Regions from separate parts of the Mus musculus genome. Here region 1 is linked to region 2. The links are chromatin loops, found by intact Hi-C in ENCODE. Cell type or tissue: left cerebral cortex. All regions are shown on one strand. Links, peaks and the distances in the headings refer to the core of each region. The heading gives the core; the rest is flanking DNA.

Region 1 (14,370 bases), core at 5,633-8,132, 89 kb before region 2:
GTTTGATTCTTGCTCTCTGAATGTAGCAATGTTTAAGATTAATTTAAGCAAGCTGTAGAACAGTTCATGAAATTCACTAGTATCCCAGCATCTTCTCCCAGCACTGAGTGGTCATCCAGAGGCCTTATCTTAAAAGAGCATCAAAACAGACAGTAACAGCAAATTCACCCTTAAATCTGCTTCTAAACCCCGTTGTTGTCCACTTTACAAAGTCAGAAGCAGAGACTGGAGGGTAGCCCAGTTGGTAGAGAGCTTGCTGAACGTGTGTGAGGTTTGTGGTGTCTTGAATATGCTTGGCCCTTGGGAAGTGCTACTATTAGGAGTTGTGGCCCTTATTGGAGAAGGTGTAGCCTTGTTAAAGATAGTGTGTCACTGGGTGGAGGTGGGGTGGGGGGGTGGGGTTGAGGTCTCCTCCTATATTCAAGCTATGTTCAGTAAGAAGAGACCCTCCTCCTGGCTGCCTGGGGAAGACAGTTCCCTTTTGTTGCCTGCAGATCAAGATATAGAACTCTCTGCTCCTTCTCCAGCACCATGTCTGTCTGCATGCTACAAGCTCCCACCTTGATGATAATGGACTGAACCTCTGAACTGTAAGCCAGCCCTAAGTAAATACTGTCCTTTATTAGTAGAGTTGCCTTGGTTGTGTTGTCCTGTCAGTGCAATGGAAACCTAAACTGACACAAGATTTGGGGTTTGATTCCCTGGAGCCACTGAAAGCAAGAGGGTGGGGCACAGTTAACATCCCAGCACTGAAGAGCTAGAAGCACGAAGATCAGGAGTTTGAGCCTATCTTCAGCTACAGCGCCAGTTTGAGGCCAGCCTGGGATACCAAACCCTATCTTAAAATAGTAGTAATAATAATTGTGCTGGAGAGGTGGCCTAGCAGGTAAGAGTATTTGCTGCTCTTGTGGAGGACAAAGCTTTGGTTCCCAGTACCCATACGTGGCAGTTCACACTACCTGAAACTCTAGTTCCAGAGGAGTTGATGCATTGTTTTGGCCTACCCAGGTAGTACGTCTACATACATGCAGGCAAAGCACACATATACATAAAATAGAACAAAAAAAAATTAAATTAGTTAAATCTTTAAACATATAATGAAAGGTTCGGGTGCTACTGTGCTTGCTGCCTGCTAAGGGCCTCATACTAGAGAGGTCAACCGCTTCATGAAACTTCTTACAAGGTCAAAATCTCATTCATGACAAATGGCCCTCATGATGTAATTATGTCCCCAAGATACTACCCCTAAATACCATCACTAAGAGAATAAATGTACAACATCTGAATTGTAGGGGCACAAGCACACAGGACAAAGCATCTACAAGGCAGAAGCCGAGTTAAGCTTCGGCAGGGGAAAACAGCTCTTTGACTTGGTAAGAGGCCTGGCAGGCACAGGCAACAGGGCTAACCAGCTGTTCTTGTATTCGCCCATGCTGGAGCTCCTGCAGGTATAGAGAGCTGCAGAGTGCCTGCTGGAGCCAGGCTTCAAGGATAAAGTGCTGGAAACAGGCACAGGACAAGCTGTGGAGATCACCATAAATAGCTCCCTCAGCTATCAACACTCGCCTCCTGTTTTCCACTTTCTAATAATGGCGTTCTTCAGCCTTCCAGGGGGAGGTCTGACTCACCCTGACTCCTCTCCTGCCTGGCTTGCATTCAGGCAGCTGCTGCACTACCTCTGTGGTCCTACCTTTTTTTGGAAGTCTTCCAGGACTCATGTCGGTCCAGTCTTTGGACCAGGGACTCTGATCTCACTTCCAGGTGTGAACCCCTGCCTCCCAACACATCTCTATAGTCTGCTTACAAGCACACCACAGAACACATGTAGTGTAGGCTGGACAGAGCTTGAGACACCCACTTTGTCACACTCTTGGCGGGTCTTCCATCCACATACACACTTACCAGGGAAGCTCCTCCATCTCAGAGGACCTTCTCCATGCTGAGTGTCCCATGCGCCATCAAAACTCCTCATGGAAGTAGGGTAATCTCAGCTTGGGAAGTGGAGGCAGGAGGATCAGGAGTTCAAGGTCAGCTGGGCGGTGGTGACGTATGCCTTTAGTCCCAACACTTGGGAGGCAGAGGCAGGCAGATTTCTGAGTTCGAGGCTAGCCTGGTCTACAAAGTGAGTTCCAAGACAGCCAGGGCTACAGAGAAACCCTGTCTCAGAAAAAAAAAAAAAAAAAAAAAAAGGAGTTCAAGATCATTCTCCAATACATAGTAAGTCTGAGGCCAGCCTGGCTATGTAAGAGCTTATTTAAAAACAACAGCAAATAACAATAATAAAATGTAGTAATAATAATAAAAGAAGCTCCTCTTGGGATTCCCTTCTTGTCCCTGGGTCTGTGACGACTGCACCTGTACATAGGATTGTGGAGATAGAGTAATTTTTGTCCTTCCTCCAAGAACTTGTATATAGCATAGATTCAATTGTGAAATGGAGTTTAACTTTTAAAATGTGGGGCTAGCTGGGTGTGGTGGTACATGCCTTTAATGCCAGCACTCAGGAGGTAGAGACAGATGGATCGCTGTGAGTTAGAGGCCAGCCTAGGCTACAGAGTGAGCTACAGAGAGAAACCCTGTCTTGAAAAACAAACAAAAATAAAATATGGGGCCAAGGAAATGACTCAACAGGTAGCGGGCTGGCCATGCAAATGTGGGGACCTGTGCTGACTCTGTAGAACCTACCTAAGGCCAGTGCACATCTGTAACTACAGGGTGTCTGTGATGAGATGGGAGGCAGAGGCAGGAGAATGCCTGTCAGCAGAGGCAAACAATAAAGACACCCTGCCTCAGACAAGGTAGCAGGGGGACAACATGCAAGGCTGCCTTCTGATCGCTTCACTCATGATGTAGCATGCATTCTCCACCGCTCACACACAGGTATGAGTACACACATGCATGAATGCACACACATACACATATGCCCAGCATTCCAATTCATTAACCTCAAATTGCAGATTCCAACCCAATTTTCTTTAAACATCATGTGGTTGTTTGAATATATTTGGCTAAGGGAGTGGCACTGTTTGCAGGTATGGCCTTGTTGGAGTAGGTATGGCTTTGTTGAAGGAAGTGTGTCACTGCGAGTGTGGGCTCTGAGAGCTTCCTTCTAGCTGCCTGAGGATGTCAGTCTTCTCCTAGTGGCCTTCAGATAAACATGTAGAACTCTCAGCACCTCCAGCTCCGTGCCTGCCTGGACATTTCCATGTTTCCACCTTGATGATAATGGATTGAACCTCTGAACCTGTAAGCCAGTCCCAATTAAATATCCTAATAAGAGTTGCCTTGGTCATGACGTCTGATCACAGCAGTAAAAATCTAACTAAGACAATCATCATCATCACGGAAAAACTTTCAGGGTCTAAAATGTCTGTGTGGGGCTGGAGAGATGGCTTGGAGGTTAAGAGCTAACTCTTCCAGAGGACCTGGGTTCAATTCCCAGACCAATATGGCAGCTCACAACTGTCTGTAACTCCAGATCTGCATTGTCTTCTGGCTTTGAGACTACCAATCATATATGCATGTGGTACACAGACACACATGCAGGCAAAACAACTATACACATAAATTAATAATTTTTAGAAATTACCATGGCCAGGAGTGCCCAACAAGAAAAACAGAGTCCCTAGTTTCTCTCTTCTCCCCTTAAGCAAATATTGGGGTGTCAGCCAGATAATTTGGTTTGAACTACATCCTGGCCATATGACTTGAAATGGTGTCCTTTCCACTCTGAGCTCTGCTAAACCCAGCTGCCTCACAGATCACTAGGAGTGATCTAGTCACTCCTAGGAGCAGGCAACAAGCTGGGCAGTTTAAAAAGTGACCTTGCCAGCTGCACAGTGGTGGCCCTTGCCTTTAATCTCAGCACTGGGGAGGCAGAATTAGATAGATCTCTGAGTTTGAGGCCAGCCTGATCTATATACCAAGTTCCAGGATAACCAGGATTCTACAGAGAAGAAACCCTGTCTCAGAGCGACAAGAAGCAGAAGAGGAAGAAAAGGAAGAAGAAAGTGACCTTGTCTCAACTGGTTCTAACTGATGCTGCACTTAGAAGGTTTGCCTGGGATGGTTCTAGAAACATGAAGACTTCTGCCTTGGTCCGCCCGCAGACACTGAGGCTGGGTAGTGACTTGGCAGAACTCTGAGACGGAGTCTGCTATGTAGAAGCCCCTTGTGCTTCAGCAGCAATCACAGAGGCAGTGCAGGTAGCTGACCTTCATCCATACTCTAACTGGTCTAGAAAGATGCATAGGAAGTCTGTTCTCCGACCTTGCACGTGTGGATCCTGGAGTCCAGGGGTCTGGTATTTCCAGGATGGCATGAAAGCCCAAGTCAACAACCTCTGTGGTCTTTACCGGTGTTTACACAAGAGAACTGGGAATCTCGTAGAAGGGCTCTCAGACTGTTCTGGAACATGCTGCCCCAGGCCAGACTTTCCTATTCCTTTCCTCAGTCCCTGGAGGGACCCAGATGTCTCTCCTTTGCATATACTCTCTGTACTGGATCCCAGAACCAAATCTGTGACTCGGATGGATTGAGACTCCAGGAGGGAAGCTTTGATGTTGGCAGTTCAAGGCCACTTTCCTGGCATAGCTCCACCTGACAACACTGTGAAGCTGGGTTGGGAAGCTGGGAGCACAGGGCAGAAAGGTTGCTCTCATCTGGAGTGAGTTGGTGTGACTGGGAGAGCTGGGGTGGATTTGTGATATTTGATACACAAAACCCAGACTTCAGTGACCCCTACTTCAAGAAAATGAACAGTGATGGATTTAGCTTGTATGTTTCTGTTTGTTTCCCCACGCAAACAGGTAAACTAGGAGCTGTTGGGCTGGGTTGTGGATGGACCTTTGCCTAGGATATAGGAGACATGGGCTTTCCTTCAGGGCTACATAACTACTAGCATAGAATATAATTAACTTGGGCAGTGGTTGTACTATTGAAGGATGAACATACCTCAAACCTTTACACACAAATGTCACAGAAGTCTCCTGGCAGGCACTCTTATGTCCAGAAGAGACAGAGTCGGCCATGATGAAGGACTTTGGGGCTAGGAGTTTGGCCTAGTCAGGAGCAGAAGGAGGATTTCCAGCCGCCCCCCCCCCCGCCCCGCCCCGCAGCGTCTCATATAGCCCAGGCTGGTCTAGAACTTGGTATGTAGCCTAACTTCTCATCCTCTTGCCTCCACCGTACTTGGCATTTCAACTCTCGATCCTGGTTAGTCCACCCAACTGGACGCTACCTGGGGGAGACCCAAGTTGCCATGGTCTAGGTTCAAGACGGCAAAGCTTGTCATTGTCTTGATGAAAGCGCCTCAGGTCCGTCGGTCAGCTAAACGCAAAGGACGCAGGGGACTAAGGCGACGTGTCTGCAGCTGACATTCTAACGGAAGCGGGGAGTCTTGCAGCCGTGAGCCCCCGCGGCCCGATGGGTCTCCCCGGTACCTGATGCTTTGAGGATATATGGAGGCTCCCAGAAAGCGCGGGCTCAGCACTGGGGCCGCCTGAGCTCTGGAACAGGCCCAAGGGTGTCGAGCAGGCTCCTGCCCTGGCGTGGACCCGCCTTCTCCCGGGTGAGACCCAATGGGGCGGCAGGTTCTGCAGCTCCGCCCCGGTTGGGTCCCAGCCACCAGGGCCAGCCTAGAGTCCCCACCGCACAGCCCGGTGCAGCGGCGTGCTCGGACCTCGCGTGCTCGGGATGGCCGGCTACCTGCGGGCTGTGAGCTCGCTCTGCAGAGCCTCGGGCTCAGCGCGGACCTGGGCACCGGCAGCACTGACTGTCCCCAGCTGGCCGGAGCAGCCGCGGCGCCACTGTGAGTGTCGCACCGGGGGGCGGGCTCGCGTGCAGCGCTGCGACGTGGCGACGTCCCGGGAGGGGGACCCTGGAGTGCCACTCGCGACACGCCGGCGGTCGGGGAACAGCGGCGTGCGGGTTACAAAGGGCCGGGAGGTGGCCTTACACCGAGCTCCCGCGCCCCGCGCGCCTGGGCCGCTGCAGGCGCAGGGGTGGGGACCCAGGGGATAGTGGCAGCTGGTGGCCTGGGGCGGGATTGCTGGGTCCTATCAGGGCTGGGGTTCTCCAGGTATTCCGGGGGAGCATTTCCAGAGGTACCTGGACCCAGGGTGGGGTATCATGACTGCCTTGGGCCTTTGGAGGGGACAAGCGACCAAGAGGGGCTGGAGCGGCCTGCTGCAGCCCTAGGCAGAGGAGGGTCACCTCGCGCTCCCGGCTCAGACAAAGGCGAGGAGGAGAGGCCTCCACTTCCCCTTCTCTCCAATCCCTGCGTACTCTGGTCCCTCCTCTCCAACAGGCCCACGTCAGCTATTTTTGGAACCTTTACTCGACAGCTGGAGGAATGTCCTTCCATTTTTCCCGCTTTTGTTTCTCTGCCACTCCCCCACCCTTCGCTGCGCAGGACGCTCAGTCTGGGCCCTCTCCTGGCCCCTTGCTGGGCCAACCACGAGCTGCTGCATGTGAGTGGGTCCTGCCTGGCATACAAGCTGTGGAGACCTGGCACTGCACGCATATTGTCATTTTTCTGCAGTCAGTCGTTCCCATGAGATCTCTGCGTTGCCTTCAGCTTACTTCTTAGACGTGAAGGCGCAACTCCGGACAAAATAATCAGGGTTTTAGAGTCTCCATTACTAACAGATTGCCCAACCTGGCATGTGGGCATCTTTCATACCCTTGCTACTCAGCGCCTTGCTACAAAAGGCACGGAACAATGTAGAGCACTTGGTGGCCTCTTTTGATGCCTGTTGCCACGGAAATTCTATCCTGACCTGGCTCAAAACCCCTTGGGGTTAGCCAGAGGAATGAGGAAGAGGGGGTGGGTTTGGCTATGGGGTTTGTTCTGGCTAGAGTGGTAATCGTTAACTCACCGTGGGAGCAGCTGACCGAAGCTGGGGGCCAGGAGGAGGGAGAGGGCGGGGCCCTTGACACTCCCCTTTGCCAAGGAGAAAGGGACATACATGTTTTTGTGTTCTTGGGATCTGCCTCTAACCTCTGAAGCCCCATCAAGTGCCTCAGGCCTTCAAGACCCACATATGGCAGCTTTGCAGCAAAATATGGTAGAAGTTAAAGGCACTCAGTGGTTTTCCTCTTTTTCATCTTTTCTCTCTTTTGAGGAGTCTGGTAAAATGGTAATACCAAAACTAACTAACTAACTAACTAACTAACTAACTAACTAACTAACAAAACTACCTTAAGAAACTGCACTAACAAGAAAATAAGGCTACTTTGGGATCCTGAATTTGGATACTCATTTTGTTTATTTATTTTGGTTTTTTGAGGCCAGGGTCTCCATTTTGTCCTGGCTGTCCTGGAACTCGCTGTGCAGACCAGACTGGTCCAAGCTCCGAGATCCACTTGTTTCTGCCTCCCAAGTGCTCGGATTAAAGGCATGAGCCACACACCCCCACCCCTAATCTGGATACACATTTTAAAAAGCAGCCAGTGGAAGGTCCTTTCTGAAGGTCTCCAAGTGGGGAGGTGATTAAAACCAAACCAACCAACCAACCAACAACATCCAATGTCTTTGCTGTCCCTTGGTTCCCACTTGCAACTTCCAGCAGCCGCTTGCTGGCCCCTCTAGGACCTTGGGAAGAGATTCGGCCTCTCCAGAGGACAGAGCATTTACTTAGACTCCCTTTATTCTACTCCTGGTTAGAAACTTTGTCATTTCCTCACCTTAACTTTTTAGATAGATACTTAAAGACTCGTTTATTTTTATTTAACTTGTATCAATTCCCCTGAATTTATGTTTGTACGTATGCCACCTGTGACCCTATTTGCCCACAGAGGCTAAAAGAGGGAATTGGTTTCCCTGGAACTACACTTATGGATGGTTGTGAGCTGTCATGTGGGTGCTGGGAATTGAACTTGAGTCCTCTATAAGAACAGTAAGTGCTTCTTAATTGCTGAGCCATCTCTCCAGCCCCATTTTGAGGCGTTCTTGGTGGCTAGACCAGGAAGGTACCCTGCCAGTCTTGTATACTTGCAGGGGACAAATAGTCCCAGTATCCAAGAATAAATTATTCAGTGGCTGATCATCAGGGTTTAAAAAAAATCATTTATTTATTTTGGTTTTTCGAGACAGGGTTTCTCTGTATAGTGTTGGCTGTCCTGGAACTCACTCTGTAGACCAGGCTGGCCTCGAACTCAGAAATCTACCTGCCTCTGCCTCCCAAGTGCTGGGATTAAAGGCGTGCGCCACCACTGCTTCGCCTTTTTAAACTTTTAAAACTTTATTATTTATTTTGTATGTGTGAGAGAGATAGGTGGGGTGTGTGTGTGTGTGTACTTGCTACAGTACATGTACAGAGATTAGAGGACAACCTTGTGGAGTGGGCCTTTTCCGTTTCCCTTTGCCCACCATCCCACAGGCCCTTTGTCAAGTTTTGCAGACCCAGGAATTAGTTCTTATCTGTTCTTCTGTGAGCCTTGTTTCGACCATAGCTGGGAAACTCCAGGTGCCCATGCCCATCTCTCAGAACTGGTTTCGGGGCTTGTGTTAGAGCTACAACAGCGGTTTCCAACCTGTGGGTTGTGACCTCTTTGGGGTTGGGTATCAGATATTTCTATTATGATCCAAAATAGTAGGCAAACTTCCAGTTATGACGTAGCAACAAATAATCTAATGGTTGGGGGTCAATGCAACATGAGGAAGTGTATTAAAGGGTCACAGCGTTAGGAAGGTTGAGAGCCACTGCCATAGAAGGACTTGGCTGCCCTAAGTTTTTCACCTTTAGCTGAGGCCTCATGGGCTCGCTTTATCTGCTTTGCTAGATTCTGGGCACAGCTCCTTGTATGGAGTCAGGGTCTGTGGCTTGCTTTGGAGTCTTTACTGTATAAAATGTGTCAGAGTCTCACATGTGGCAAGCAAGTGCTCGCTGATAAGTTTGCAGTCCCCAGCTCTTTCTAAACTTTATTTTAAACTGGTCTTACTAAATTGTTCTGGCTAGCTTTAAAACGTGTGATTCCCCCTGCCTCCACCTTCTTAGTAGGTAGTATTATAGGCATGTATCGTCACACCCGGGTGTACCCCTCTCCCCCACCCAGAGATTCACAGATGCTAGCTAGGCGTGCTTTCAATCACTGAGTCACACCTCCAGCCCAGATTACAAATACTCATCTATTCTGTGAGCTGTTCTGGGCATGATGCCCATCACATGAGAGAGAATGCTGCTTATGTATGGCAATGGCTCTGGACAGCAGGAATGGAGGGAACACGTGCATCACAATAGGAAGTGAGTCCAGGTAGCCCTGATATACATTTACCCTTCCTTTATGATGTTAGCGTGTTTTCTTCCTTTTGTGGGTCAGATTCCATGCAAGATGTAGCGGATGGAGCTGGGAATGGGAGCGGGGAAGAGTTCTGTCTTTGGGTTTTAATTCTAACAGGGAGGAGACTGGCACCTAAAGAGTTAGTTGGCCAATGTGACACATAGAAATGGACTAAGGATAGGGTCAGAAAGATGCACAGTGGAAAAGGCACTTACTGCCAAGCCTGGTGACAGTTTGATCCCCAGGACCCATGTGGTGGAAGGAGTTGTCCTTTGACCTCTAAAGGTTCTCTACAGTGCACTTGCACACCAGAGTACTAGCTGTAGAAAATATTGAAAGAGCTAAGGAGAAGAAACAAAGGGTGTAAGGTGTATGGGATGGTTTGAATGGGGCTGACAGGAAAGACCCAAGTGAGTGAAGCTGGAGCCTGGGAGGAAGCTAATGCTTTAGATACCAGAGGAGGGAGGGGCCTGTAGGAGTCTGGACTGCTTGCACTGTGCACTGAGGTCTGGGGCAGGGGCAGGTTTTCGTTTTCTAGGTGTCCACTGTGGATATTGGAGTATATTTATATTCCTTATGGAGATGGGGGTGGGAGGAATCTGTGAGATCTGTGTTTTCATTTGCATTTTTTCTCAGTAGGACAGGGGCGTGGACAAATGGACCCGAGGGCTCCTTTCTGCACCAGCTTTTTTTTCTACTGCTGATGCCATCCGTTAGTGTGTCATATCTTACAGAAACGCCTCTCTGGCTGGGTGGTGCAGCCTGTGCTATGGAGTAAGTTCAAGGACAGCCAGGGAAACCCTGTCTTAGAAAACAAAAACCAACCAAACAACCAAACCAAACAAAACAAAAAAAGAAAAAAGAAAAAGAAAAGAAAAGAAAGAGAAGAAAAGAAAAGAAAAGAGAGAAAAGAAATCCCACTGTGATAATTCGTGTGGTGGACAGTTTCAGCTTCCAGTTCATGGTCTTACATTTACGGTCACGTGTTCCCCAGGCTAAGCTTTGAACTTCCTAGTTGCTGAGGATAACCTTGAGTTTCTGATTCCTCTGTCTCCACCCTCCTAAATGTTGGCATTATAAACGTGTCCACACACTCGGTCTTTGCAATGCTGGGGTGTGCCCTCGACTTGTAGGCCTTTTTTTTTTTTTTTTAAGATTTATTTATTTATTATATGTAAGTACAGTGTAGCTGTTTTCAGACACACCAGAAGAGGGCATCAGATCTCATTACAGATGGTTGTGAGCCACCATATGGTATCTGGGATTTGAACTCAGGACCTTCGGAAGAGCAGTCAGTGCTCTTAACGACTGAGCTACCTCTCTAGCCCTCCTTGTAGGCCATTTTTGAGGACTTTGAGTGAAAACGAAAGTCCTATAGGGTTTCACAGGTGTATTGCAATCAGATTTATGTTTAATCTATTTTTTACTTAAAATTTTTAAATTTTTATTTATTTAATTTTATTTTATTTAAAAATTTTGTTCTTTGATGGATGCACACCTTTAATTTCATCACTCAGGAGGCAGAGGTAGGCAGATCCCTGTGAGTTTAAGGTCTACAGAGCAACTTCTAAGACAGCCAGAGAAAGAGCGCGCGCGCGCGCACACACACACACACACACACACGAACGAGTGCTTGCCTGTATGTGCATTATGCACGTCTGGTGTCTGTGGAGGCCAGAGGAAGGAGTCAGATTCCCTGGGAATCAGGTCCAGGTCCTCTGCAAGAGCAACCAACTGTTGAGCCGTCTCTCCAATCAACAGAGATTAATGTTTATGTGCATACGTGTGTGTGTGTGTGTGTGTGTGTGTGTGTGTGTGTGTGTGTGGTATGCATGTGCTGGTGCTGGCTAGGCTGGAAGAGGGCACTGAATTTTCTAAATGGTAATGAGCTGACAGATGTGGGTGTTGGGAATCAAGTTCAGTCAGGTCTTTATTTCAAAGTCATCTCAGCTGCCATGTTTTATTTATTTATCTTTTACAACAGTGGTCATGGGACCTAGGCCCTTGGGAGATTCAAGCTGGCTGTCACTTTGGAAGTTTTCAGAAAGGCATGGGTACTGCTTCTAGTGTTCACATGACCCTTATCTTCTTCCTCTCCCTCCTGACATGGGCATACACAAGCTGTGGTGTCATTTTGGAGGTCAGAGGTCAACCCTGGATTTCATCAACTCCCTCCTTATTTGAGACATTTTCTCTTCAGGTTCTCCACTGTGTGACAGACACCTACTGAGTCTGGCTTTTTTATGTTACTGATTCTATTGTGGTTCACTTTACCCTCCCCCCCCCCCCCGCCCCGCCCCCGCCCATTTCTTGTGGTTTGGTTGATAGCCCTTAGTCTCTTTGAGATGGGCAGAGCATGGTTTGTTTGCAAAACTAAACAACAGAAAAAGGTCTCAAGTCCCGGAGACCTGGGGAGCTCTAGAGGGTGCAGGTCAGGCCTGGACCAGGGAGGCCCTCGTCAGCCCAGCTCTGCTTGCTTCCAAGTGTCCGGAGTAACTCATTCTTCAAAACAGGCTGTGATCTAAGATGGAGTGGGGTGGGTTTAAAGTCTTACTATTTTTATTTTGGTGTAAATATTAGCCATGCCAACTTTTGGTTTTTTTTTAGAATATCTTTTTCCCTACATTGCTCATGTGTGTGTGTGTGCATGCCTGTCACACACAACTTGCAGGAGTTGGTTCTTTCTTTCCACCAGGTAGTTCAATCAGGTGTTCAGGCTGGGATATCTCTGGCCCTATATCTTTTATCTAGTCTTTGGCGTTTTCTTTTTATTTTAACGGTATATTTAAATGTATTCTTTAACAAGTTTCTACATCCATACAATGTATCTTGATCATTGGTACCTTTCCTCCTGCCTTCCACCACCTCCTCTCTTCAGTAGAGTTCAGCGTTGTTACTTTGTAGCCATTGCCGCAGACATCTTCAGAACGTTTTTATCTTGCAAAACTGAAACTCTGTAGCTACGAAACAGTAATTTCCTAGTTCTGCCTCCCTTAGCCCCTGGCAGATAAGGTTCCACTTCTCTGTGATTTAATAATGGGACCCCGTTTAGTAAACCTCTATCTCCAAAAGTATTTACATTACAATTCAAAACAGTAGCAAAATTACTGTTATAAAGTAGCGATGAAAATAATTTTACCCGTAGGGACCACCACAGCATGAGGAACTGTGTTAAAGGGTCTCAGCAATAGGAAGGCTGAGAACCACTAACTGTTCTAGGCACCTGTGTAAGTAGAATCCTACACTATTTGTCTTTGTTTCTTTTGAGTCAAGGTTTCTCCGTGTAACCCTGGCTGTCCTACAATGCTTTGTAGACCAAGCTGGGATTAAGGGCGTGAGCCACCATGCCCAGCAAAACTGTCATGTTTTATGTTATATACTGTCATTAGGGCTCACCTGTGTTGAAACATGTGACAGGATTTCCTTTTTCCTTTCTTTCCTCTTCTAAGTCTGAATAGTATTTCACAGACGTACAGACTACATTTTATTTATTCAATCATTCACTCATTGCTAGACACCACCTTTTGCTTGTTGTGAATGATAACAGGCTGTGTGAGCATCGTTTTCCTGTTCCTGCTTTGAATGTGACGCTGGCTTTTGTTCTCTTTTGTGTTTACTTTTGCCAGTGCTGGCGATGGAACCCAGGGCTTTGCCCAGGCTGTGCCAATGCAGTACTATTAAGTTCCATTCCTGGGCTGGCCTCAAACTCCAGGCAGTCCTCTAGCCTCAGCCCCCTGAATGCCAAGGTCACATGACTACGGCATCACACTCAGTTCTATCTCTTGATATTTTACCCTTGATTTTAACTAAAAGAATGAGAAGTGAACTCTCCTTGGCTTGTTTGTTGGTCACTTGGAACCTAAGTGAATTCTACATGTAGTCAGGGGTGACCTGGAATTGCTGATCTTGCAAACCCAGTTTATACAGTGCTGAGGACTGAACTCAGGGCCTTGTAAATACTTGGCAACCACACTACCAGCTGAGTTACATTCCCAATCCCACTCTCCTCACTTATTTTATTTTGAATTATGTGTGTATAGGGGTATTGAGCACATACCAATTCGTAGAGGAGGCTGTGAGCTACCTGATCTGGGTACTGGGAATGAACTCAAGTCCTGTGGAAGGAAAGTACTCTTACCTTCTGAGCCATCTGTCTAGGCTTCGTGATTTAAATAAAAATTGCTTTATGTATATGAATGTTTTACCTGCATGTATATTTATGTGTGTACCTGTGTGTATCTGGTGCTCAAAGCGGGTCAGAAGAGGGCATCAGATCTCCTGGAACTAGTGTTACAGACAACTATGAGCCATCAGATGGGTGGGAATCAAACAGGGGCCCTCTTGAACAGCGGCCTGGCCATCTCTCTAGTCCCTCTCCTGATTTTTTTTTAAATATTAGTCACTTTATGGGTATTTTTAAAGAAATACAGCTACCTGAACCAGGCATGGAGGTATTGATGCCTGTAATTGCCATGTTCAGGCATGGAGGTATTGATGCCTGTAATTGCCATGTTCAGGAGGCAAAGACAGCAAAACATTTGCATTCGAACTCTTCTGGTAAAGAGTTAAAGGTCAACATGGGCTGCACAGTGCGGCCCTGTCACCCTATTCCCAAACTAAAACCCAAACTGAACAGCAACAAGAATCCACCTCCTGGATGATGGTAGAGGGCTTGCTTATTTACGTGTGTGAGGCCTTAAATTCAATCCACAGCATCAAGAAAGAAGGAAGAAAAGGACTTTTTAGGATGGAGGTTGTGTTAGTCACTGGTTTATTGCTGTGAAGGGATATAATGACCAAGGCAACTCTTATAGGTGAAAGCATTTAGTTGGAGCTTGCTTACAGTTTTAGGGATTTGGTCTATTATCATCATGGCGGGAAGCATGGCAGCAGGCAGGTGTGGTACAGGAGAAGTAGCTAACAGCCTTCCCTGTCCTGATTGAAGGCTGAGAAAAAGAGATTAGACTTGATGTGGGCTTTTAAAACCTCAAAACCTACCTCCATTGATATACTTCCTCTAAGAAGGCCACACCCACTCCAGCAAGGCCACACCTCCTCATCCTTCTCAAGTAGTGCCACTCTCTGATG
Region 2 (14,370 bases), core at 7,836-10,335:
TGTCCAGTGTTTGCTACATGTGACTTCAGGACAGTTATTCTATTTAAATGAGTTAATTTAAATATCTAATCAGCGCTCCAAAGAGTAGTCTGCAGCCCCAGCACTCAGGAAGGGGTATTCAGAGTTTGAGGCCCAGCTTCAGCTACATGGTAAGCTGGAAGGCAGCCTGAACTATGCAGTTCTTTCTCGGATGTCCACTCCCCACAAAATAAATGAATATATAAGCTACTAACAGTATGTAAAGTACGTAGAATTGTGCCCTGCACACAGTAAGGACTGTTCAATCAAAGATCTGGGTGACACCTGCTTGGGAGGCTGAGGAGGAGAATGTGAAGTCTGCCTGGGCCGTATAGCAAAGCAAGTTGAAGGTTAGCAATTTAGTAAGACCTTGTCTCAAAATACATTTAAAAGGGGCCAGGAAGCCGGGCGTGGTGGTGCACGCCTTTAATCCCAGCACTCGGGAGGCAGACGCAGGCGGATTTCTGAATTTGAGGCCAGCCTGGTCTACAAAGTGAGTTCCAGGACAGCTAGGGGTATACAGAGAAACCCTGTCTGTTGGGGGGGGGGGGGGAAGGGGGAAAGAAAGGGGGAGGGGGCAGGAAGATGGCTCTTAGGATAAAAGTGCTTGCCACCAAGTCACCAACCTGAGTTTAATCCCCAAGACCCCCATGGTAGGAGGAAGGCACTGACTCCCACAAGATGTCCTCTGACCCTCAGACTTCCACATGGACACACACACCCTCCCCTACGTAATAATTTTTTAAAAATGAAAGTGAAAGGAAAAAAGAAAAAGAGCTAGGATGTAACCAGTAGTCATGCTCTTGCCTTGCAGTCACGAGACCCTGGGTTCTATTACCAGTACCGAGCCCAGTCGAGATCAGTACTTCTCAACGTTCCCAATGCTGGGACCCTTTAATACAGTTCCTCATGTTATGGTGCCCCCCCCCAGCATAAATTTTTTTCACTGTTACTTTGTAACTGTGACTTTGCTACTGTTATGAACTGTAAACATCTGACATGCAGGCTATCTGATATGCAACCCCGCGAGAGGGTTGTTTGACCCCCACCCCAAGGGTTCACAAACCACAATTTAAGAACTGCTACCCTAGAGCCAAGGGCTCCCTGGAGCTAGTGAGTACAGAAATCTTCTTCCAGAATACCATGCACATAACCTGCATGACTTCAGGTAGGAACCCCAAACCCCGACTACAAGCACCCATGTCTACCCCCGTCCCTGCAGTGACTTCAGGAGGCCTGGGACAAGGTTCTGAGGCAACTCTGAAAAGACCAAGTTTGAACCCAGAGATCCACTGAGCAGGTTCCCTGTGCGGTTTTAACTTCCACTTCTGGCAGAAACCTTACACCTCCCTTCCCTAAAAAGCCCTTTGACCTTGCATGGTTTCTTACTTCAGACTAAATCTCCCTGCGTGGCACAAAGCTCCAATACTTCTTACAGCCTACTCTGATTCTTCTCCAAAGCCCTGACAGTGCCTGAGTGCTTACTAGGGAAAAAGGAGAGCCCCCAGGAAGGCAGTTCAGGGGTGAGAGGCTCTGGCCCTCCACAAGCTTGGTGACAGCACAACGCTCCAAAAGCTAAAGGTCAGAGCGGCCAGAAGGGACCTGTGAGATTGCCTAATTCCCTGCTACGTGCCAGAGAAGTTGTTGCAGGTCACACCAGTCCTTGCCTGCAAAACGAACAACCTCCCAGTTCAGGACTCCCTAACACCTGAGCCACCTCCTTGGTACTGGGGTTAAAATGCAGCCTCAGCAAATCTGCGGGGGGGGGGGGGGGGGCAGGAGTCTGCATTTCTACCCAGCTCCTAGGTAACCACCCAGAGAACAGTAAGATTTCTATCAAAGTGAACAGACTAAGCCAGACCAGATGGTATGTGCCTGTAATCCTGACGGTGGCTGTGAACTTACGGCAGCACAAGCCTGACTCCCAGCGCTTAGCTTCTCAAGGAGGATCAGGTGTTCAAGACCAGTCAGTCTCTGAGCCACACAGCAAGTTAAGGCTATGTTAAGTTACTAAAAACAAACAAACAGAAACCCACCAGTAGGGGAGAGGCACTGTCAGCAGGACAGCTTTGCAGGTTAAGGCACTTACTGCCAGGGCCAAAGAACCGGAGTTCCGCCCCCCAGGATCCACACAGCGGAACTGACTTCCACACAACACACCATGGCATCCTTGTGCCCAAACACATACATAATAAATAAAGTAATAAAATATTTGTAAAAGCTTTGGGGCTAAACTTGTCCACGCTGTCTAGCCCCTCCCATTATTACCCATAGGGCCTTTCTCTTCTTTACTGTCTATTTCCAAAGAAAGAAAAAAACAAAGTATACCCGCCCTGGTCACAAAGCCCTCCATCCGAGCTGCTTCAGATATCCTTCAGGAACTGCCCCTCGGCTCCTCCCTCCCTAATTATTGGCTCCTATGCCTCTGAACTTTTTCCTTTGAAGCATTATAACAACTATAATTAAAGAGTATTTGTGTAATTATTCGTTTAATGTCTGTCTCCCAGACAGACGGCAAGCTCCGGAGGACGGGATAGCGTAGCGCCCAGAACCACGGATGCCCATAAACAGCTGCTGCTAGGCTCTGCTCTTTGCTGGGCTAGCACACTGGGCGTTACACCTGTGGGACATCTGCTGGGGACCTCAAAGCAGATGGTGACCGGCCGTGTGTGTGTGTGTGTGTGTGTGTGTGTGTGTGTGTGTGTGTGTGTGTGTTCCTATATGTGGGTGCATTTGTGTGTGCAGGTGCACAGAATTGCATGCAGAGGGAAGTCAGAGGGTCATTTTTCAGGCACCATCTACCTTGGTTTTTTGAGGTTAAGTCTCCTGGACTTAATAGGCTGACCAGCCAGAGAGCCCCAGCAATCCTCCTGTCTCCATAACCCCAATTCTGGAGTTACAAGTATATGCAACATAGAATTCATGTGGGTGCTGATCTTTAGCTCACAAGCACTTTACTACCTGAGCCACTTCCCCAACCCTCAACAGTACATTCCTTAGCTTTAAAATTCCCACCAGCTTAAATATATTCCAATAGGGTAGGACTGTAGCTCAGTGGTACTGCGCATGGGCAGAACCCTGGCTCTGACTCCTCCCAGCATCACCTGTGTTCCTACGTGTGCACATGCATTTAAATTCTTTTTTTTTTATAGCTCTGGCTGTCCTGGAGCTCACTTTGTAGACCAGGCTGGCCTCGACAGAAATCCGCCTGCCTCTGCCTCCCGAGTGCTGGGATTAAAGGTGTGCGCCACGCCCGGCTGCATTTAAATTCTTGTCAAGGGCAAAGAGATAGTCCTGGTCTGGTGCAGCTACTGGGGAATAATTAGTCCCTGGAAAATAAGCACACCCTTTCAGTCCTCACTGGTCACTGGTTCAGCATGAAGACTCTGCTGCAGACTGACCTACCCCTCCCCCCCCCACCGTGTGTGTGTGTGTGTGTGTGTGTGTGTGTGTGTGTGTGTGTGTGTGTGTGTATGTGTATAGCCATGGCTAGCCTCAGATCTCAGAGATCCTCCTGCCTCTGCCTCTCGTGAGTGCTGGGATTAAAGGGGCGTGACACCATCGCCCCTTGACAATCTGTCTTTTAGCTTCTCTTCCACTAACCTTTAAGGAGAACCTAAAGGCTGAAGGCTCAGCTCCATCGCAGGAGTAGAGGACTGACCACGTGATCATTTCAGGGAAGCAAAGTCAGCAATTAGGCTGCCTGGGAATGAGATACCAGCTCTGTGCCCCAGGTCAAACGACTTAAGGTCTCTATTAGGTTTCCCAGGTCACCAAAGGCGAATAGTAATGCGTTTGCCAGCACCTCTATCTATATATAGATAATATATATATTATCTATCCCATAGTCCTTGAGGGATTATAATATATATATATATATTTATACTATATATATGTGTGTGTGTGTGTGTGTGTGTGTGTGTGTGTGTGTGTGTGTGTGCATAATCCTGGACCAGAACACCTGATTCTATTATTCTCCCAGTGTCTGAGTCCAATTCAAAACCTCTCTATTGTCTTGCAGAAGTCTCCACCCTGTGGCTCCACCCATTCAGGATCCCCTCTTTCCCAACCCCCTCCTGCCTTACCTGTCTGCAGCTTGTTTGAAACAATGAATCACAGCACAACTCTGCAGCTCCCATCAATCACATCCCTGTCCCTGCCTCTGTGTGTCATAGCTGAGCTCCTCCTGGGAGGGAAATGCTTCTCCTAATGTCCAGTACATCATTCAACAAGTATTTAGGAAAGGCCAACTCTATATTAGTCTCCCAAGGGCTTAGCAGTGGACAAAACAAATAAGCAATAAATACGTAAATGAAATAATAAGATGGGGGGGGTGAAATCCATAGATAGCCATGATCTCTGCCCTACTGAACAGGCCAGCAGATCTAATCCCTGAATGGGGAACAGCTAGCAGAGGCCCTTCCTTCTTCCCCCATTCTTCTTCCCCTCTGGTCAACCCTGAATAAACCAAGCACAAGTGCAAAGTATGAAGAAAGTATCCAGGATCTAAACCCAGTAATTTGGGAACATCCTGATGACTAAACTTCTACTCTGCCATACTGCTAGACTTTAAAGAAGTCGGTGTTAAAATAGCAAGCTCTCCCAATAATTGCCCTGGCCTGCCCGGCCCTCCAGAGCAGCGTGTTCGGCATACCTAGAGAATAGGGCGATGTTACCTCAGCCTGTACACGTCCTACCAGCCCACGGCTTCATGTCCTCACAGCCATGTTCTCTGAACTATGGTGTGGCCAGGAAGCCTTGGCAGCTGTAAGGAGAGTGGTCTTGAGGAGAGAGAGGGTACTGGGAACAGATCCCAGGGGCTCAGACTTGAGCGGCTACCTGACTCCTGACTCTGAGGTCAATGTTTTTTAAACAACCTCTCTAAGGTCTTCTAGCTTTGAAATCAAAGGAATGGCTCACCCGTCCTTCAAAGAGGCCCTCGGATTCAGAACCCTTCCTTCTGGGAACTTGAGACCTAGCCCTGGTAAGACCTGAGGGATGTGGGTGACCATGCCGGAAGGAGGAACCTACACCAAACGTCGGCGCTGGTGAGGGGAGTAGTAGGCTTTTCCACCTGTTCCTTCTGGAATGCAATGGATTCTTCCTCGTAGTTTTCCAGGATCCCAATGGTTCGCAACCCTCCTAATGCTGCCAGCCTTTAATACAGTCCTGGTGACTTCCAACCATAAAATTATCCCATTGCTATTTCCTAACTTCATTTTGCTACTGTTATGAATGTAATGTAAATATAGGGTATGTGACACCCCTGCCCCAAGGGGCCGAGACCCACAGGTCATCATCCCCTTCTAGAAAAAGAAAAAAAAAAAAAGCTATGCTAGAGCCAGGCCTGGTGGCACATACTGTAATCTCAGCACTTGGGAGCTTGAGACAGGAGGATCCCCAATTCACAGTCTGTCTGGGCTAGGTAGTGAGACACTGTCTCAAAAGAGCAGCCTTGCTAGAAATATCTCTCCACCACCCTGCAAATCTAAACTAGAAGTTCATCAAAATCTCTAGTGATCCCATTATTCATTCCTCCAACCCAAAAGGTATTCTAGACCTTGTCTGTTTCCTTGGCTCTAGACAGGGAGCCTAAAATAAAATGCCTGGTTGTGACAGAAGGGATCTGAGTACAAACAAATGCCTTGTACACCATGGGGCCAAGGGTCAGCTCAGAACAGCTCGGAGAAGACAACCAAGGCACTCTAGATGACAGTCTGTCCCCACCCCAACTCACTGAAACTCTTGGCACACGGTCACTCGGGAAACCAGGCCAGATTGTCCATTCTCCCTACCCCACAGAAAGCAGCTCTACCCAGTGCCCTCTGGCAGCAGAGCCAGCTCTGCAAGGTGGCTAGAGCTGGAAGTTATCAATTCAAGGTTGTGCTCCAAGAACAGCAGGTGCCCGGCCCAGGGTTACTTGTGGGATGAGAGAGCAGACAAAAAAAAAAAAAAAAAAAAAAACACTAAGCCAAGGTCTCCAAGGTAAATGTGCTTTCAAACAAGTGAAAAGGTGATGGTCAAAATCAAAACCAGACAGGCCCATCAGCTTTGATGAGAATACACTTATATCTAAAGCCGGTAACGACCAGCTCCCCCATCTCAGGCCAGCTCCACGGATCTTTGAAGGTCCCTAGGAGGGCCTTCCGCCACCCCCCACCCCCGCTCCTGTTCCCATACACCAGTTCTTCTCTTCGGCAGAAATGAACTTTGCTTTTTTACTTACACACGTACAAAGGCAAGGCTGAGAGGGCAGCGTCAAAGCTGGCTGGATGACCCCCAACAGCACAAAGTCCTCCGCACACCTGTGGGGGAGTTTTGTGAGCTTCCGGGGTACCCACAGGGACTAGTTAAGTCTTCAGGTGGACAGTGGCGGAGAGTTTCCATTGTGAACGGAAAGAAAGGTGCTCAGAGTGCCCTTCGAAGATAGGGCACAGGGCCCGCAGGTCAAGTGTCCCCTCACTGGCAGACTGGCCGCTAAGACCGTGAAGGAACTCTGCAGTGTCCGGGTGAAAACACACCCAGACTACTGCTCGGCCTGGTCGGAACCATCACGCAGGGCGTAGAGATACATTAATGACCGTTTTGGATTAGTTAAAGCCCACACAAGCACCTCCCTGGCCTCTTAAATCTTCCCAAACTACAGTTTAGACTGGAGGGAAGCAGTTGCAGGGACCATAAAAGTCATCTTAAAAGGCAAGTTGAAAAAAAAAAAAAAAAAAGAAAGAAAACCAACAACCCGCTACGCACGAGTTAGCAAGTCCGCAGCTGGGGCGGAGGGGTGGGGGGTAGCACCGAGGCCGGCTCGGTGGGGTCTGAGAGTCGTGGAGGGAAGACCACCCGATTCGGGGGGCTCCTCCGTCTGACGCCGACGATCACGCCCCACAGCTCCGTCCAATTAGGAAAATGACCGCGAGGAGAGGGAGAGGGGGCGGCGAGGAAGGGAGGCCGAGCCACGGGAGGCTCGAGATCTGCCGTGGGGATCTGCCCACCGGTTCCCGGCCCGGGGGGTGCGCCTTCAACAGGTCGGAGACGGGGCCACCGAGGTGGGCCGGGGTCCCGCGCTGGTGACGCCCGCTGCCCTCGAGGGGCGCCCGGCACGCCAGCTGCGCGCTGAGCCCTAGCCACCCTGCCGGCCGGGCCGCGCGGCCACCCCACCCGCTCCCGGAGTAAAAAGTTTGTGGGCAGCCGCAGGGGCGGGGCGGCGAAGGGTGAAACTTTGAGTCCCGGGCCGGGTGCGGGGGGAGCATCCCCGAGCGCCGCGACACCCACGTGCGGGCCGGAGACCGCCGCCGCCGCCTCCCCGGCCTCCCACGCTACCGCCGCGCTTTCCTTTCATTTTGCTGCTTCTCTGCCTGTGCCTCTCTCTCTCTCTCTCTCTCTCTCTCTCTCTCTCTCTCTCTCTCTCTCTCTCTCTCTCTCTCTCTCTCTCTCTCTCTCTCTCTCTCTCTCTCTCTCTCTCTCTCTCTCTCTCTCTCTCTCTCTCTCTCTCTCTCTCTCTCTCTCTCTCTCTCTCTCTCTCTCTCTCCTCTCTCTCTCTCTCTGTCTCTCTCTCTCCTCTCTCCTTCCCTTCCCCCTCTCCTCCCTCCTCCTCCCCCCCTCCAGACGCCATCTCTCTCTCTTTCCCCTTCTCTCGCTCCAGCTCTCCGGCATGAGGGAATGTGGAAGTGAAAGGAAAAGACGACATGTTTGCCTGCGCGCCGCCGTCCCCGGGGAGAGGCGGGGGGCGGGTCGACCGCGGCCGCAGCGACCCACCCCCGCGCCCCCCAGCCACCCCGCCGCGGGCCGCCCGGGGGCTGGCGGGGCCGCGGGCTCGCGGGACACTCACCCTGGGTCCGGGCGCGGCTCCTCGCGCTGGGGGCCCTCGGCTGGCCGGGCCGGGCGGGCCGGGGGCTCCTGCTGCCCACCGCCCGGGTTGCAGCTGCGCGCCGCCTCCACGCGCGCCCGCCCTGCTCTGCCACCCTCCCTCCGGCTCCTCTCTTTCTCCCCCCCTCTCTCTCTCCCTCCTGCTCTCTCTCGCGCTCGCTCGCTCTCTCGCTCGCGCTCTCTCCCTCCCTGGAAGAAGGGAATGAGGCAGGGCTGACGTGAAGGGATGCTAAACAGCTCCTCCTAAGCCTGCTCGCAGAGGAAGAGAGACAGAAAAGCAGCCCTTTTATCTCTCTTTTGTTTTCTCACTTCCTTCCACCCCCCCAGCACCCCCCTCTCCTCGGCCCAAGTTTTCTTTTTCTCTTTCTACCGCAGAGAGGATTTTTCTTCTTTTCTTTCTTTCTCTCGCTGCAACTCTCCTACTCGAATTGCAAGCCTGGAGGCTTCTCTTTTTTTTCTTCCCCTTCCCTCTTTTCTTCCTCCTTCCTCCTTTATTTCTCTAAAAGGGTTTTGTTTGCTGTGGGAGTTTCGTTTGAAAATCGAGTCACGCCTTTTTCCTTCTTTTCTTTCGCCCTCTCCCTCTTTTTTTTCCCCTCCTCTCAGCAGAAAAGGGGAACAAAGATTAACAAGCGGGGGAGAAGGGAGCGTCAGAACCTCGCATGGAAATGGGGGGGCTGTCCCTGCCAGGCACAAAGGGGGCTCCAGAGAGCAGCCCCCAGGAAGTCTGGGGTGCCCTATCCCAAATAAGAGCTAATGGGGGTTGGGGTCGGGGGAGCCCGAGTGGCCAGTCCTTCCGAATACGGGTTAGGGCTCAACCTGCCCCCTCCCCAGTCAGGGGTGGAAGCTGGGGGTGCTCTTCACTTAATATATTTTTTAAGTGGGCAGATGGGACTTAGAGCAAACGTCGCCGCAGAGCCCTCAACAGTAAAGAGCCTTTAAACAGCTGTTCGCAGAGCCCTGGACGGTCAGACTCGAGGGAACGGCCCCGGCTGCTATCACCGGGACCCGGGTGCGAATGGGGTTCAGAGGAGTTCGGGGTCCCTCGCATCCTCCCCAAGCCCAGGGCCTAGGCTCGACCCCGGGGTGCACTGCTGGAGGGCGCCGAGGCGTGGTCGTTCGCTGAGGTCTGGGCCCTTGTGGCTCCCCGCGGGGCCCGGGGTTCGGCATAGCCTGGCCTCCTCCCAGCTCTGGGACAGGCCGGACACCCCGCCTCCAACCTCCCGGACACCCGCCACTCAAGAGCTGCGCCGCTCGACTCCGACGCATGGGCGGGTACGGAGCCCGCGGACAGAGCGGGGCAGTGTCGCCACCAAGGGTCAATTATTCATGGGGCGCCTGGGCGTGCTCCCAAGACCAGCTCTGTCTTCGGCTTCTCCAGAGGAGTGGAGACAACACGGGGGAAAAGTTCCCAGAGCAAAGTTGGCCACATTTCTTATTTTCCCAAGTAAGTATTGAGCACCTGCTGGATGCCTGGCCCTTGGACTGGGGCTGCAGCTGGGCGAGAAACGTGAGGTCTCGGCGGGCCCAGACAAAGCGAGGGAAGCTGTGGCTCCGGACCAGGTCACCGAGCTGAAGGGAAGCCTGGATCCTCTCCCCTCCCTGCGCTCTTCCTTCCCCTTCCCTCCTTCCTCCGGGCTGCATCTCCTTGGCTCCACCCCTTCTCATCAATTCCTCCCACACTTCCCTGCTCTCCCTGGCTTTTCACTGGAGGGTCCCTTCTCCCAGCGAGGAGCAGATGCAGAGCCCCATTGTCTCTCCCCCAATGACTGCAGCCTCCCAGGGATAGGACCAGCCACTCCTTCCCCTCCCCCCAGCCCAAAGGCCTGGGTCTTTAATGACAGGAGCCCCAAGGCCACTGCCCCTCGCCCCACCCTACACCAGCTCACGGAGCTGTGAGCAATGACTCCAGTCACTCAGAACATGATTTATTTCTGGCAAGGAGTGAGAAAACAGAAGCCAGAGAGTTTGGTTCAGCAAGAAGGACCCCGTGATTTCAGGCTCAGCACACTGGGTCTCTAGTGACCTCAGCACCTTCACCAGCCAACAGGGAATGCTGGAAGCCACAGTTCTGTCATCACCTGCCCTCTCCAGAACACCCAAGTCATATTTTCTCAAAAAAAGACAAAGTCCTCTCTGACAGTCAAATAGTCATTCAACAACCATTCGCTTCTGTGCCTGCTTCCTGCCAGCTCCCCAGCCTGCAACTAAGGACTTAACCACCAGAGACACCATCTCCTTGTTCTGGCTTTGCAAACTGGTAGGAGCCCGAGAGAGCTGGGCCTCAGTCAGGCATCATTGGTGCATACTTGTAGTCCCAGCACTTGGAAAGCTGAGACAAGAGGATTGCCAGGAGTTTTAGGCAAGCACAGACTACATATTGAATAATATATTAGCCAAGGCCATTATGGCAAGACTTTGTCTCAACAAAACTAAAAAGAGGGAGGCACAGTTGTGCATGGATTGAAATCCCAGCTTCTGGAAGGTAGAGACAGGAAGAGCAGAAGTTCAAGGTCAGCCCAAGCTATGTAGCCAGTTCTAGGCTGGGCTATCTGAGACTCCTCAAAAAAGGGGTTTGGGGTGGGGCTGGGAGAGACAACAGGTAGCTAGGTGCCTTATGAGGGCATTGAGAAAGCAACTCACAGGGGCTTGGGCAAGGCTGGCCAGCGAAGGTTTCCTGGAAATCACTTCTAGATAAATAGGGATGTGCCAGCCAAGAGCATGAGATGGAGCCAGGTGTTGTGGCACGGGTCTTTAATCCCAGAACTTGGGGAGTCGAGGCAAGCAGATCTTGGTGACTTTAAGGCTAGCCTAGTCTACATAGTTGCTGGACTGCCTGGATCTACAGACCTTATCTCAAAACAACATAAAAAACTTGGGAGAGAACAATTTGCCTACGGGGCAAGAAGGGACATTCCTCTAAACTCAAGGAACAGTTGAGTTTTAGCAGCCAGACCTGTGATACACGCCTTTAATCCCCACTCTCGGAAGAAATAGACGCAGGTGGAGCTCTGACTTTGACACATCCTGGTCTACATAAGGAGTCCCAAGCTAATCTAGACTTTGTAGAGAAGTCCTGTCTTTAAAAAGAAAGGAAAGAAAGAAAAAGAAAGACTTCAAGTACTTGGTGTAATACAGAGTACAAGCTAGGGAGTGAGGGAGGTTATGGGTTGTGGGCACAGGTAGTGGGACAGGGTTGGTGGCAAAGAAATAGTCTGTTTATTCCTTTTCACTTGCCAGCTTCCTGAACTTCCAAGTGACTAACAGGAAATAACTTAGACCCAGTGGCCTGCTTTATAGAAATGGAGGTAAATAAAAGAACTATTCTAGCTACTTAGGAGACTGAGTCAGAAGGATCCAAAGTTGAAGGCCAGCCTGGGCTACAAATGGAGATCATGTCTCCAAATAAAATGTAAAAAAGAGGGCTGGGAATACAGCTCAGAGGTAGAGCACCTAACTAGCATGCTTGAGCCACCAACATAAATATCTAAGTTTAAAACCAGATTGGACTACATAGTGAGGCCCTATTTCAAACTATTGAAGAGAGGAAATAAAAGTGTGTGTATGTGAGTGGGGCAGGGGTAGATCTAGGGCTTGAAGTGTGTCTTGTGTGCAAATGCCCAGACTTATGGGCCACATATTAGTGGCCTTTGAATCAACCACAGATCTCTTCTATAAGACAAGGATGCAAATCTCTGCTTCCCAGTGTGGATCAAGGCCTAAAAGAGCCCACACCTTTTGTGCTATTTGGTGCAATAAGCACCAGCCACACATAGTAGCTTTTATTCATTATTACTATGAAGTAAGGGAGTGGTGGGGAGGTGTCCTTACAACCTAGAAATGAGAATATGGGGTGAAACCAGAGTGACTCACAGGCTACAAAGGCAAAGAACCAGCTGTGGCAGAAACATTCCTTCAAAGATGCCTTGTGTCCCAGTGGGTGGCTGGAATGGAGGACACCTACATCTGCTCCAAGGTGGCCAGGGTGTCATCTCAGAAGTATGACAGCCTGATTGCTGGAGTTCTAGGCCTGCCTGGAGAACCAGTAGGAATTCATTCCTGGAGGATGGGCCCTGTGAAATCCGCAAAGGTTCCTAAGAGTAGGGAAAGAAACAGACTCCAGTGCACACAGGGAGGGAAATCTTGAGTTTCCAGAGTTCAGTTAAATCTCTCCAAGACTCCTCGCCCTTTACAAGGGTCCTGATTCTAGACACACAGAAGACAAACATCACAACAATAACGTGCCCCGTGGATCCAGGGAGACACAAGTATGTAATAGTCATGATGGCTATTATGCATTTCTATACTGCAGTTTATTTTATTCAAGTACTGGGAATAGAATCCAAGGCTTCCTACATGCCGAGTAAATGTCTCCAGACTACCTCTCCTGCCTACAGGCCCTTCTCTGCATGTCTCCAGAGTCTCATAGAGCTCGGGCTGGTCACAAAGATGCTATGTAGCCAAGACTGACCTTGAATTCCTGGTCCTTTTGACTTCCTGGCCCAAGTGCTAGGATTACAGGTTTCCACCAATACACGTTGACTTTCTCTTTCTTCATAGCACAAATACATTGTGATAAAAAAGCCCATAGAGAGACATTATGTTTTAGTGGCTAGGCATTTCATCTTCCCGTATTTACATGTAAATCCATATGACAAAACTACACAGAATATACATTGTTAAATAACTGTAACATACACACACACACACATATATACATACACACACACACACACACACATATAGCTAGCCTGCTATGGTGGCTCAGCCATTAAGGGGCTTCCTGCTCTTGTAGGCCCCAAGTTTGATTCCCAGCACCCACATCTGGCACCTCACAACCACCTGCAAGTGCAGCTCCAGAGGACCCAGTGCCCTCCCCTCCGCTTCTGCCTTCTGCGAGCACTTCCATGCACATGACATACACATGAACATTCAGAAAAAAAAGTTGGAAACTATACAGGAAAACAATTGTCATCAACACCTCCCCCCTTCAAAAAGCACACATGCATATACCATATACACATATAAATAAATACACATATATACACATATAAATAAATAAAATTACAAAAAAGCAAATGTGATTTTTAAAAATAAATTTAACAAAATTGTATCACTTTACCGAGTTGACACCAGTTTGATCCAGTAATATGTTATAAATATCTTGTCCTGTCTGTAAACACTGTAGAGTGACATTCATAACAAATCACACTATCTCATGGTATCTTTGTATATATACAAATTATTGGGATATGCACAGATTTTCAATGTTACGAAACCCCTATGTAGCGGGCACAGTGGGGGTGCAAGTCTTTAATCCCAGCACTAGGGAAGCAGAGATAGGCAGATCTCTATGAGGTCCAGCCTGGTCTACAGAGTTAGTTCCAGGACAAAAGAAACCCTGTCTTGAAAAACAAAACAACAACAAAGAAAACTACTATGATAAACTTTTTTTTTTTTTGCTATTGTTTCTGTTTTAAATAGCTACAATTAGCCTTGATTTTAGTTTTGGAATTGGTTGATTTGTTTTGTTGGGATGCAAGCATACCATGGTCTTCTACAGTGTAGGCCCCTTGGATGGAACTCTAGGCATCAGGCTTGGCTGCAGTCGCTCTTATCTGCTGAGTGTCATCAGCTCTAGTGTCTTTTGAAACAAGATTTTTACTATGTGTCTTGGGCTGGCCTTGAACTCATTATACAACCCAGGCTGGCTGGGACTCTCAAGCTCCTCTCGCCTCTAATGGAATAATAAGCATAGTCCTGACCAGATGCAGTCGTTTTTGTGCCTGGCTTACACAGCACTTTATCATAGCTAAGCCAGAATTTGCAGCTAAGGTTTCTGGTTGGGTTTTCTGTATGTGGCCTGGTTCAGAGGAGCAGGGTCCCTCAGTATCTTCTCTGTCTTTGTCTCTGTCTCTCTTTCTCTCAGATGGGTCTCATGTAACCCAGGCTGGTCTCACATTTGCTGTATAGCTAAGGATAACCTTGAAATCTGAATCTCCCTGCCTGGGCCTCCCCCTCTGAAGTCCTTCCGGGATCACAACTAGCTTCCCACTATCTTTCTTACCTGTTGCCTCCCTGGGAGAACCTGTCTGGGCAGATGCCCCGCCTCAGTAACATCTCAGTAACTAAAGTAATTAATGTTCATTTCTTGGCTTTGCTAGAAAGAATGAAATTTAGCAGCTAGTGACAGAACATACCAGACACTGTATCTTGTAAATTGTGAAAGCCCATTGGTGCCAGGTGATCCCAGTGAGGGCCAAGCCCAGATGTTACTGTGTAGCTAACACCCTGATTTACTGTAAGCAGAAGAGAATCTTCCAGATTGACACTAGAAAGCGATCAGCTGTTTCTATTACAAGTAACACATATAGGCCTCTTTCCAGCATTTCAGGACCCCAGAGTGGTCTCTCCTAGGTAAAACTGGAAGATAGGTGTGTTTTAAGATTCATGAATCAAAAAAAGGTTTATGAATCCTCAATTTCCTGA

Evidence for each region. Peaks named below come from ENCODE experiments on the same cell type or tissue, not always from the same donor. Only the 100,000 strongest peaks of a DNase experiment are listed, where the experiment ranks them.
Region 1: a loop joins it to region 2, with 3.0 times the contacts of the local background. A loop is called at or near these places in 2 of 42 quality-filtered maps.

The regions. Positions count from the first base shown.
Region 1 is chr7:80,106,601-80,120,970 of GRCm38, reverse strand. It overlaps Idh2 (isocitrate dehydrogenase 2 (NADP+), mitochondrial), which reads left to right and starts at 5,621. Exons shown (of 11, transcript NM_173011.2): 1 at 5,621-5,809. The coding sequence starts at 5,695. In left cerebral cortex, for the core only: no CTCF peak of the experiment used is centred there; DNase peaks (open chromatin) are centred at 5,818, 6,350 and 6,742; H3K4me3 peaks cover 1,322 bases; H3K27ac peaks cover 1,489 bases.
Region 2 is chr7:80,019,960-80,034,329 of GRCm38, reverse strand. It overlaps Zfp710 (zinc finger protein 710), which reads right to left and starts at 8,102. Exons shown (of 5, transcript NM_175433.5): 1 at 7,847-8,102. In left cerebral cortex, for the core only: CTCF peaks have their summits at 9,193 and 10,096; DNase peaks (open chromatin) are centred at 8,059, 9,158 and 10,120; H3K4me3 peaks cover 1,819 bases; H3K27ac peaks cover 2,012 bases.